Regions from separate parts of the Homo sapiens genome. Here region 2 is linked to region 1. A link is a loop called in an ENCODE intact Hi-C map of the cell type or tissue named here. Cell type or tissue: ovary. All regions are shown on one strand. Each heading gives the region's core, and the rest is flanking DNA. Links, peaks and the distances in the headings are about the cores only.

Region 1 (5,385 bases), core at 312-5,311:
AGGTTTTACTACACAGTATACAGAAATAGTGATAGACAAACTTACTATTTTCAAAATCAGGAATTAGTTACATATTTTAGAAGAGAATATGTAAACATATGGTTTACATAAAGTTGAAAGGAAATCTAAAATGTCAGTTTGTTCATCTTCCAACTATACACAAGTAAACCTAGACAGATTATACAATTCTGGGCTGTTAGATCTATAGGGGACTTCAGAGATTTTGTCCAGGGCAAAAATGGCAGCAGAGCATAGTTAACTGAGTTCCAGAGAGGATACAGCTTGGCCATGAGAGACGTGATTCTAGGTCCCAGAGCCCCTCACTCTAAGCTTACAATAGGTCCACCATCCATCTGCTTATTCTAGGTAATACATGCAATGTGGACACCCAGAAAAGGTAGACGGCTTCTATATGTAACCTGGTCCAGTATCTAGTTACCCAAACTGACACGTTCAGACCCTTGATGTCACTTAAGGCCGTTTACTCAAAATCATTCACGGTGAAGAAGAATAGTGCACAGTTGTATAAGTTAGCCAAGTTGTGGTTGCCAGAATGGGATACAACATTGTTGTCTGTGTCAGACAAGTGTTATGCATGAAGGGGAGCATTTTCCAATAGACAGGAGGAAAATTAAAACATGCAACAGCCTACAAATTCCTTTGAAATCAGGAGACTTGTGCATCTTTTGCATCCTCTGCACTCAGCTCAACACCTGACACCCAATGGGCCATCAAAAAGTCACAAATTCTTTTGAATGAGTCATGTAATTTAAACACTTGGTTTTCTGGCATTTTTATAAAAGATAATTGTGATTAGGATTCAAGTGTAATTTTTCTTTCATGTTTACCAAAGTCAAGAAACCTTGGCAGAAGAATGTAATGAATTCTTGTTCTCTGATGTAAAATAAGGATCTTATTTGGTAACTACCTGCCAAGTTCAGAGTTAAGAGTGCCTTCCAGGGTGACTTTGAAAGTAAGTTATTGATTTGTATCCAGAGTCCAAATAGGGACTCTTAGAGCTGGAACAAACCTTGGAGATCATGTAGTCCAACCCTCTCATTTTATAATTGAGGAAACAGAGGTCTGGAAAGGTTAAGTAACTGCTGCCTGATCACATAATTAAGTTTCTTTAGTTACTGTGCTTTGCTGAAATCTGGAAAACACCACATGCATATTTTTGCTTTTCAAGTTCCTGACATTTTCTGTTGTGTACACTCAGGGTATTTTTAAATACTGATAAGCATGTGAATGCAAACCTCATGTAGTCAAATCTGGCAGTGTGGTCAGTCTTCAGTGAAATCTATTACACTGCCTTGCTTGATACCTTTCTGTTCAGCTCTTTTTGATGTGTGGTGTTTAGACAAAAGGTAACAAAATATTCAATGCAGTAAAAATCTTCCTTTCTTTCACATTCACATGACTTCAAAAATATCTCTAAAGTCATCAATTGTTATTACAAAAAAAAAAATTGCTTCTGAACTGAGACCAAGGTGAAAAAACTCTGTCCCAGGGGAGTTTTAGAGAGCTATAACCATGCAAAAGTAGGTAGTTACAGAAAATATTATGCAAACTTAACTGTAGCATTATAATGGAAACTGCATAAATAATATGTGGATGGCTAGGTAAGAAAGATAAAACCATTGAAATACATACTTTTTACTCTACAGTTTTACAGTACGTTTACAATGCACCACAATTTGAACAGAAAGTTGACAAACTCTGAACCTGTTTTAGGCAAAGTGATTTATCGCATGAGGCACTGGGCTGGCGCAAGAATCCTAACCATCATTCCTTGTTCTTCCTCTGAGTTACATTATGGCCCTGGTCTCTATGCCTCGATTTTCCCACTGTACATCTCTCTGCAGTCAAGTGGATTATGGAAAATCATCGTAAAGTGACATTTACTAAGCTGCAGGGAACAAACACTTACTATTCAGAGCCTCCTAAAGTCATGGCAGGCTAACTTTTGCCTCCTCTGAGGTTTTGCTTAGAGTCATCTCTGACTATACTTCTTTGCTAATAGTTAAGGAGTGAATGTGAAGTTTCTTCTGAATTTGGGAGACAAACACTTTTGAAAATATATACATGCTGGGCAGGTGGTATGCACCCATAGTCTCAGCTACTTAGCTACTTAAGAAGCTGAGGCAGAAGGATCACTTGAGCCAGGAAGTTTGAGGCCAACCTGGGCAACATAGTGAGACCCGCCCCCCATCTCAAAATAAGTAAATACATTAATAAAAATAGGAGTATACATATTGTTAAACTCTGAACCAATAGCAGTTGTTGAGTTACTTGCCTCAAGACCAAGTCTGAGCTGTATTGATATGTACGTTAAGGATGGCATTGTCTGTTTGCTTAACCAGCCATGCAAGAATGATATTGGATCATGTAATGGGCTGAGTTGTGTCCTCTCAGATTCATTTGCTGAAGTCCTACTCCCCAGTTTCTCAAAATGTGACAGTATTTGGAGATAGGGTCATTTTAAGTTAAAATGAGGGCATTAGGGTAGGCCCTAACTGAAGATGACTATTATCTATATAAGAAGAGGAAATTTGGACCACAGGAAGATGCCAGGAATGAGTGCTGACAGAGGGAAGACTGTTCAAGGACACAGTGAGAAACTGGCTGCCTGTAAGCCAAGAAGAGAGGCACAGGAGAAACCAACCCTGCAGATACCTTGATCTTGGACTTCCAGCCTCCAGAACTGTAAGAAAATTAATGTATGTTGTTTGAGCCACCCAGTCTGTGGTATTTTGTTATGGCAGCCCTAGAAAACTAATACAGATCACTTCGAATATTTTACCTTTTGTAACCAGCTATAACTGATTTAACTGATTTTTTTTTTTTTTTTTGAGACAGAGTCTTGCTCTGCCGCCCGGGCTGGAGTGCAATGGCATGATCTCGGCTCACAGCAAGCTCTGCCTCCCGGGTTCATGCCATTCTTCTGCTTCAGCCTCCTGAGTAGCTGGGACTACAGATGCCCACCACCACACCCAGCTAATTTTTTTGTATTTTTAGTAGAGACAGGTTTCACCGTGTTAGCCAGGATGGTCTCGATCTCCTGACCTCATGATCCACCCACTTCAGCCTCCCAAAGTGCTGGGATTATAGGCGTGAGCCACTGCGCCCAGCCCTATAACTGATCTTTATCATTACAAAATCAGAAGTTAGCACTAGAAGTGACCATTTTTCCTCCAGTGTCTCCTGAAACCTTCTGGATAAAGTCCAAGCTTCTTACCATGGTACACAGGTCTATACAGCTCTTTCTTCTGCAAGCTTGTTTCTCCACACTTCTGCCCTACACTCTGGCTCAAGCCAGATACAACCACAGTCAGGTGCTACATAATGACATTTCAGTCAACGACAGGCCACATATATGATGGTGGTTCCACAAGATTGTAACGCCACATTTTTCATGTTTTTACTGTACCTTTTCTGTGTTTAGATATGGTTAGATACACAACCAATTACCATTGTGTTACAGTTGCCTATAGTATTCAGTACAGTAACATGCTGTACAGGTTTGTAGCCTAGCAGCAATAGACCCCAGGTGTGTAATAGGATATTAGGCTTGTGTGAATATGATGTTCACACAATGATGAAATCACTTAACACATTTCTTAGAATGAATCTTTGTCATTAAGCAAGTTTTCACTTAAAACCATGCTTCCTTCTCCTCTGACCCAAGGTGGTGCTCTCTCTGCCTGGGCTGTCTTCACCTCACTATGAATGCTTAAGTTCTCGGGTTGTGTGTCAGCCCCAGCAGGAAGCCTTACTTCATCTGGACTGAGTGGCATGTGGTGCTTTGTGCTCCCACAGCGTGGTCGCCTATGCCTACTGCAAACGACACTGTCTTTGCCCATCTGCATTTCTTTCCTCTCCATTCTGAAGGAAAGAGATTGGCTTTTGTTCAGTAGCGTGTCCCTACTTGCTGATACAGAACCCAGCACCCAGTAGATGTTCAGTTAGTTAAATCTAAGCATGAGCAAATTTGTGCAAAATATTCCTTTAAAATATCAATTGAGAGCCAAACCCATCTAAGACACTGAGAGGACAGAGACATGTTCGAACCAAATTATCAGTTTCATTAGTTTGCTAGAGTTGCCAGTACCACACACTGGGTGGCTTCAACAAGAGCAATTTATTCCCTCATAAGGAGGCTAGAAGTCCAAAGTCAAGGTGATGGGATGGTTTCTTCTGAGGCCTTGCAATGGTCTGAATGTTAGTCCTCCAGAATTCATGTGTTGAAACATAATCTCTGCTGTGGTAGTAAGAGGATGGGGCCTTTAGGGAAGTGATGAAGTCATGATGACATCACCCCCATGAATGGATTATTGCCTCCCAAAGGGCTGGAAGGAACTAGCTTAGGCCTTTCCCTTTGCTCTTCTGTGTTTTCACCATGGGAGGACACAGTGTTCCCTTTTGCCTTTCTGTCCCTTCTGCCATGTGAGGATACCTAGATGGTGCCGTCTAATGAGTAATGGCCGTTCACCAACACTGACATTGTGAGTGCCTTGATCTTGGACTTTCCAGCCTCTGGAACTGTGAACAAATACATTTATGTATAAATTACCCAGTCTCAGGTATTTTGTTATAGCAGCACAAACAGACTAAGATTGGCATCTCCCCTTTGCTGGTAGATGGTTATCTTCTTATAAGAACACCAGTCATATCACATTGGCGCCCACTCTAATCACCTCATTTTAACTTAACCTCTGTAAAGACTCTGCTCTAAATGTAGTCACATTCTGAGATACTGGGAGTTAGGACTTCAACGTATGAAGTGGACACAGAATTCAGTCTCTGATCATTAGTCATGAGCACTGGCTTCATAGGTATTTACCACCTTTGTGTATCCCTAGACTGGACGTAGACTGCTACATTGCCGTCCAGAAGGTTATTAGCCGTAAAGATTCTGTAATAAGGGTACATTTTTGTCAAGAAAGGAGCATTTTGTAGTTTGTTGTTTTCAGAGGTTGGAGTAGGCTATTATATTGGGAATTCTACAGCCCCAAGAATAAAGTCCTGGAAGACTGATGTTATGAAATTACTGCAGAATTCATTGCTGAAGCTGGACACAGTGGTTTAAATCTCTAATCTCAGCACTTTGAGAGGCTTAGGTGGGAGGATCGCTTGAGCCAAGGCCTGGGTGACAGAACAAGACGCCATTTCTAAAAATAAAAATTTTTTAAAGAATTCATTGTGAACATTACTGTCTTCACTGGAAATTCCTGTTCTGAAATGGCCAGTACTTGGTTAACCCAGGAAATTCAATGGTCACATGTCCAGTTCCTACCCAGGAGATGAAAACATTGGATCGGAAGGTTTTCTTCCTGTCTTCACTGCTCATTGGACTTTCAGGACTGGAAGAGGTCTGTGGATCAC
Region 2 (5,385 bases), core at 69-5,068, 60 kb before region 1:
CAGGCCTGGCAGGAGAGGCACACTCTCTCTCACCGCCTTATGTATGCAACCTCATGATGGCAGATCTCATTTGGGAAACTGCCGGGGATGAAGAATAGAGTGTGTGTGTGTGTGTGTGTGTGTGTGTGTGTGTGTGTGTGTGTGTCCCTTAAAAAGAAAACTAACAACATTTTTTCCACGTTATTTTTTCAAAAGGGGAGTACTGTAGGCCACAGGGAAATAGGGTAAGATTGTATTTTAATGCCAGCTTGATTCTCAATCCCTTTTCCTTCCCCTGTTTCCCACATGCTACCCACAGGAAGGGCACCAGTGAAGAGACAGAAAGGTGACCTCAGGGAAGAGCTGTGAATTTTGAGGGGGCGACTGCCTTTCATTGAACTCCTATAACTCCTCCTTTTCATCATCTGCTTCTCCTCTTTTTACTTAGCAGTGAGAAATTCCCAAATATTTATGAAGTGACCCTCAGAGAAAAAAAGAGCCTCTCTTTTCCATTGTTGCTGTGTTGATTCTTCTAATATTAGGACTTTTTTCAATTTTGATCCTTACTTTAAGTATAATTAAATTTCTTCACAATTGTTAAAAATGGCATGAATATTCTTTTATTTACCAGAATATATCTATGTGTACATGTATGTCCATGTTCATGTCTATGTCCCTCAGATCTTTATTCTTCATGTCTCTTTTTTAGTTCTTGATGTAGCTTCAGCTTATATCCAGGAGGGCTAGTGCACTTGATTAGTGGGAAGTCAGGAGGGCTGTATCGCAGTCATTCAAGAAGGTCCAGTGTTGTGAACACTTTTTCCTTTCATGATGGGTATTTTTGTCATTCTTAAAGCCTGTTAACCAAAGACTGCTCGTTGATGTAAAAAAAATTTGTTAAAATAATGCTGGACTCCAATTTAGTGACAATAATGTTAGCAATTTTGCTCTGTAACTGATCACTAGCCCACATCTCTGGTTACTGTGAAGATCCGCTGGTAGAGTCATCAGGCATCGGTCAGAAACACGTAAGATAGTAAAAGGCTTTTCTGTGGCTAAGAGATTCATCTACATGAGTGGTAAGCCCATCCTATTAATAATCCTGTCAAACTAGAGACAAACCAAGTGAATGTAAATGCATCTTAGGAAAGGCAAAGGCAGGGACATATTCTGCCTGTTTTACCTTTGATGAGCTGACTTCACCATTTTTCTAACATGAAAAATCCTTGCATGTTTCTAGTTCCTAACATCTGGAGAATGGCAGGGGGTGTACTGTGCCGTGTTCTGCATGTGTTAAAACCTAACGTGTTCATCATAAGTGGGGTGCTCGGTTAAAATGAATTTTAAGAAAAGTTCAAAAAATTGGAAGACTTTAGAAGATTCATTTTCGAAGAGTTAACAGGTACACATGATACATATTTCAAATGGTATGAAAGTGAATACAATGAAAGCAAGCAGGAAGACTTGATTGGAAGCAATTTTTTCTTGGTTTGTTTCAAGCAGTATTTTTTCATGTTGACTGCACTGCCAAAATCATTTGTGTTCAAGGTGGTGGGTGAATGGTGGTGGCTTTTTATTTGCTTGGTTTTGGCTTTTGCTGATGGAAAAAGACACAAGTATAGTTATGATGCAAATGTTTTTCTTCAAGTTAATTATATTACTTGGCCAGATAGTTTTTCACCAGTGCCCTCCCTTCCCCCAATCCTGTGAGCTGTAGCCTTCTGTGCTTTTGTGTTCTTATAAGAACCTCACTGGAGCTGGCAGTGGTGGTGTGTGCTGGTAGTCCCAGCTACACGGGAGGATCCCTTGAGCCCAGGGGTTCTTGGCTATCCAGGACAACATAGCAAGACACTCTTTTCTCTAAAAATAAAATAAAAAAGACCCTCACTGGTAATAAGCAGGTGTACTTGTGACTAAAAATATAAAAAACACAGTTTAATAAAGAATCTCAGATAGATTAAAAATAGAATGAAGAAATGATGTGTTAGAAACAGTTATATATGTTAAGTGTGCATAAAACACACCATTGTTACAACATTTTGGCTACAATTGCAGTTTTCTCATTCTGTTGTCCTTTTTAACATAAGACAGCTTTTTAAAAAATTGAAGCAAAGCAGTTCAGATATAGGAGAGGACATGAAGATATTAAGCTGCCATTCTCAAAGGCAATTGTAGGGAACATTTTAAAACATGGTGATGTTTTAGTATTTTCTGCAGATTGTTATGGCCACAGAGGCTGCCTGAGCCATGCCTAATACTTACGGAAGGGAGAGCTTATAATAGTAGGAAAAAACAAAAATGGAAAGGTTCAACTCTCAAGTTCATACAGAATTCCAAACTTTCAGTATGTTTGTGTCATGAAAATCCAAATGGCTTATAAGATTCTGTGGTAATTACACAGATCATGAGACTGTCATTAAAAAAAAAAAAAAAAACTAGCAGGGAGTTATTTTGGGTTTATAAAAACACTCATGGACTTCTACTTTTCAGTAACAAAGTGAAAGCAATTTAAGAGACAAGCTGTCTTGGAATTGTAGAATACTTTTACCCCTGCTAGATTTTTGTAATTTAATTATTAAAACAACAATGTTTTATGTCTTTGGGGTCACTTGCTGTTATGTACTGGAGCAGACTTGTGATTATGTACATTTCTTCCTAATTTTATATTCGGTAAAGCCAAGTTGGTACTTGAAATTGGCCATGCTGAGAGTATTTACATCATCAAAATTGACCAAAGGTACATACCAAGACTTCTCTTTCTTTTTTTACTTTTCCTGGAGAGCTGGTTGTTAGCTATTTGCCAGCATACCACTGGATTTAAAGCCTAATTGAGTTGCATTAATCAAGATATGGAAGAAATCTAAAATAAGTAGAAGTACATCTCTTGTGTACCAATAAAACAGAAAATAAAATTAAAAATAAATAAATAAATAAAGTAAAAGGACCATTGTTTGGAATTCAAACATTGTATAAAGGAGTAAAAAACCTGGTGGAGAACTAGACATGTGGCATTTGTGGCAGTTACCACAAATTGTAAAAAATATGGTTTTTTTTAATTTTTGTTTTTCTTTATTCTAAAAATAAATGGGACACATGTGCAAAATGTGCAGGTTTATTACATAGGTATACATGGGCCGTGGTGGTTTGCTGCACTTATTGACCCGTCCTCTAAGTTCCCTCCCCTCACCCCCATCCCCCATCAGGCCCTGGTGTGTGTTGTTCCCCTCTTTGTGTCTATGTGTTCTCATTGTTCAACTTCCACTTATGAGTGAGAACCATGTGGTGTTTGGTTTTTTGTTCCTGTGTTGGTTTGCTGAGGATGATGGCTTCCAGCTTCATCCATGCCCCTGCAAAGGACATGATCTCATTCCTTTTTATGGTTGCACAGTATTCCATGTTGTATATGTACCACATGTTCTTTATCCAGTCTATCATTGATGGGCATTTGGGTTGGTTCCATGTCTTTGCTGTTGTAAATAGTGCTGCAATAAACGTATGTGTCTTTATAGTAGAACGATTTATATTCCTTTGGGTATATACCCAGCAATGGGATTGCTGGGTCAAAAGGTATTTTTAAAAATATGTTTTTCAGTGGGTGCGGTGGCTCATGCCTGTAAAAATATGTTTTTCAGTTATTCAAAGTCATTAATGGCCTATCTTACCATTTTGGATGGAGTGAAATGAATCATATTGTTGTCAAGTGAATGTCAGCCATATGGCAGGGTTGTCTCCTGTGGAACATAGCCATCATCATCTCTTAAAATGACAGAGTACCTCTGGGAGGCTCTAAGAGTTGTGTGACATTTCTTCCTTAAACTCAAAATATTACTAGTTCTAGTTGCTAATATTGTACAGATACAGAATTTGAGGTATGAGGAAACATAGAGTCCAAATAATAAATAAAGATCAGATCATTGCTTTTACAATTGTCTCTGATGCCTCCCTATCATGGCTGGGGCACTTTGAACAAGAATAGTTACTTCCATTATTGGGATTCTCTGAGCTAATAGTCTGACCCAAGGTATAATGCCATTTTACCAATGCATTTTGAAAATTTGACACAAGGTATTATTGGCCAAGGAAAATAGAAAGTGAGTATCTGTTTGTTGGCAACTGCTTCATACCGATGTTTCATTGTCGGCCACGTAGACAAGATACCATGGTTCTACTTCTGGCCAGTTGCACTTACTTAATTACTAGTTTTTGTACCCTTGCTACTCAAACTATGGTCTGTGGACCGGTAGCTTTGGCATCAAATAGACGCTTTCTACAAACACAATCTTGGGGACCATTCTAGACCTCCCAAATCAAAATGTGTTATTTCACAAGATCCCTAGGAGATTTGTCTGTGTGTTTGTTTATTTATTTAGTTAGTTAGTTAAGACAAAGGGGTCTCGCTATGTTGCCCAAGCTAGTCTTGAACTCCTGGCCTCAGGCTATCCTCCTGCCTTAGCCTCCTGAATAGCTGGGACTACAGGGATGATCCACTGCACCCAACTTGTATGCACATTAAAGTTTGAGAAACCCTGCCTCACCTCTTCACTAACTTCATTCCCAAAACGATCTGAAGAGCTCTTTCTTCCAGGGATGTTAAAAGAAATGGTGGGTTTAAAACACGGAAAAATAAACTAGAAGTTTGGATGAATGGTTAAAAAAAAAATCAGTTTTATTCATGATTATTGCCGTTCCCTTTACCTGGCTGTAGTCTCCATTACATACTTATTTGCAGTGGTAAAAAAAAGAAGCACCAAGGCATTCCCCCATGTAACAAGAGGGTTAACCTGGAATTTCCAGAGGAACCATATTTTCTAAATGAATTGACTACTTCTAAAAGCTTGCTTTTACATGTTATGCTGCTACAGTTGAAGCCTCACTTTCAACAGCCTCTCTCTCTCATTCCTCTCTTCCTCTCTTTTTCTTGGTTTTTAAAAATTAAAGTTTTAATTTTAGAACAGTTTTAGATTTACAGAGAAGTTGCAAAGATAGCACAGAGAGTTCTCAAATACCCTATCCCTATCTTTCTTGCTTTTTGACCGAAGTTGTATTTCTACTTTTCCTAGATTGGCAGAGTTTCCTGGCTAAGAAAGCAAAGTTACAGCACCTAACACAAATAGTATTTGATTAAGGCTAATTACAGTGCTGTCACATAAAAAGGGGAGAAAAGAAAGCTGGCTTTTTCTACCAGCAATGAAATAACCTGCTGTCTATCTACTGACTTAATAGCTTTAATTGCCAGAACATAATCAAGATCTGGTGAATTTGTTTGAACATATCAGCAGGCACCAAATATTTCAATGAGATCAAGTTGTCTAACTAGTTATGCTCTAACTTGAGCTGAAATAGCTCTGACAAAGTGAGTTTTGTAGGCTAAACGGCAACACCTATTGAGAAAGGCCCACTGATATG

Evidence for each region. Hi-C counts contacts between places; a loop is a spot of excess contacts. Peaks named below come from ENCODE experiments on the same cell type or tissue, not always from the same donor. Only the 100,000 strongest peaks of a DNase experiment are listed, where the experiment ranks them.
Region 2: it touches region 1 in a loop (2.0-fold over the local background); 5 of 110 quality-filtered maps call a loop at or near these places.

Annotation. Positions count from the first base shown.
Region 1 is chr4:139,902,959-139,908,343 of GRCh38, reverse strand. The region is part of intron 1 of MAML3 (mastermind like transcriptional coactivator 3); the gene reads left to right. Among named protein-coding and RNA genes, the nearest start is that of MAML3-AS1, 220 kb to the left of the region's middle. In ovary, for the core only: no CTCF peak of the experiment used is centred there; no DNase peak of the experiment used is centred there; H3K4me3 peaks cover 294 bases; H3K27ac peaks cover 1,157 bases.
Region 2 is chr4:139,962,230-139,967,614 of GRCh38, reverse strand. The region is part of intron 1 of MAML3 (mastermind like transcriptional coactivator 3); the gene reads left to right. Among named protein-coding and RNA genes, the nearest start is that of MAML3-AS1, 160 kb to the left of the region's middle. RefSeq lists a silencer at 4,271-4,470. In ovary, for the core only: no CTCF peak of the experiment used is centred there; no DNase peak of the experiment used is centred there; H3K4me3 peaks cover 578 bases; H3K27ac peaks cover 2,592 bases.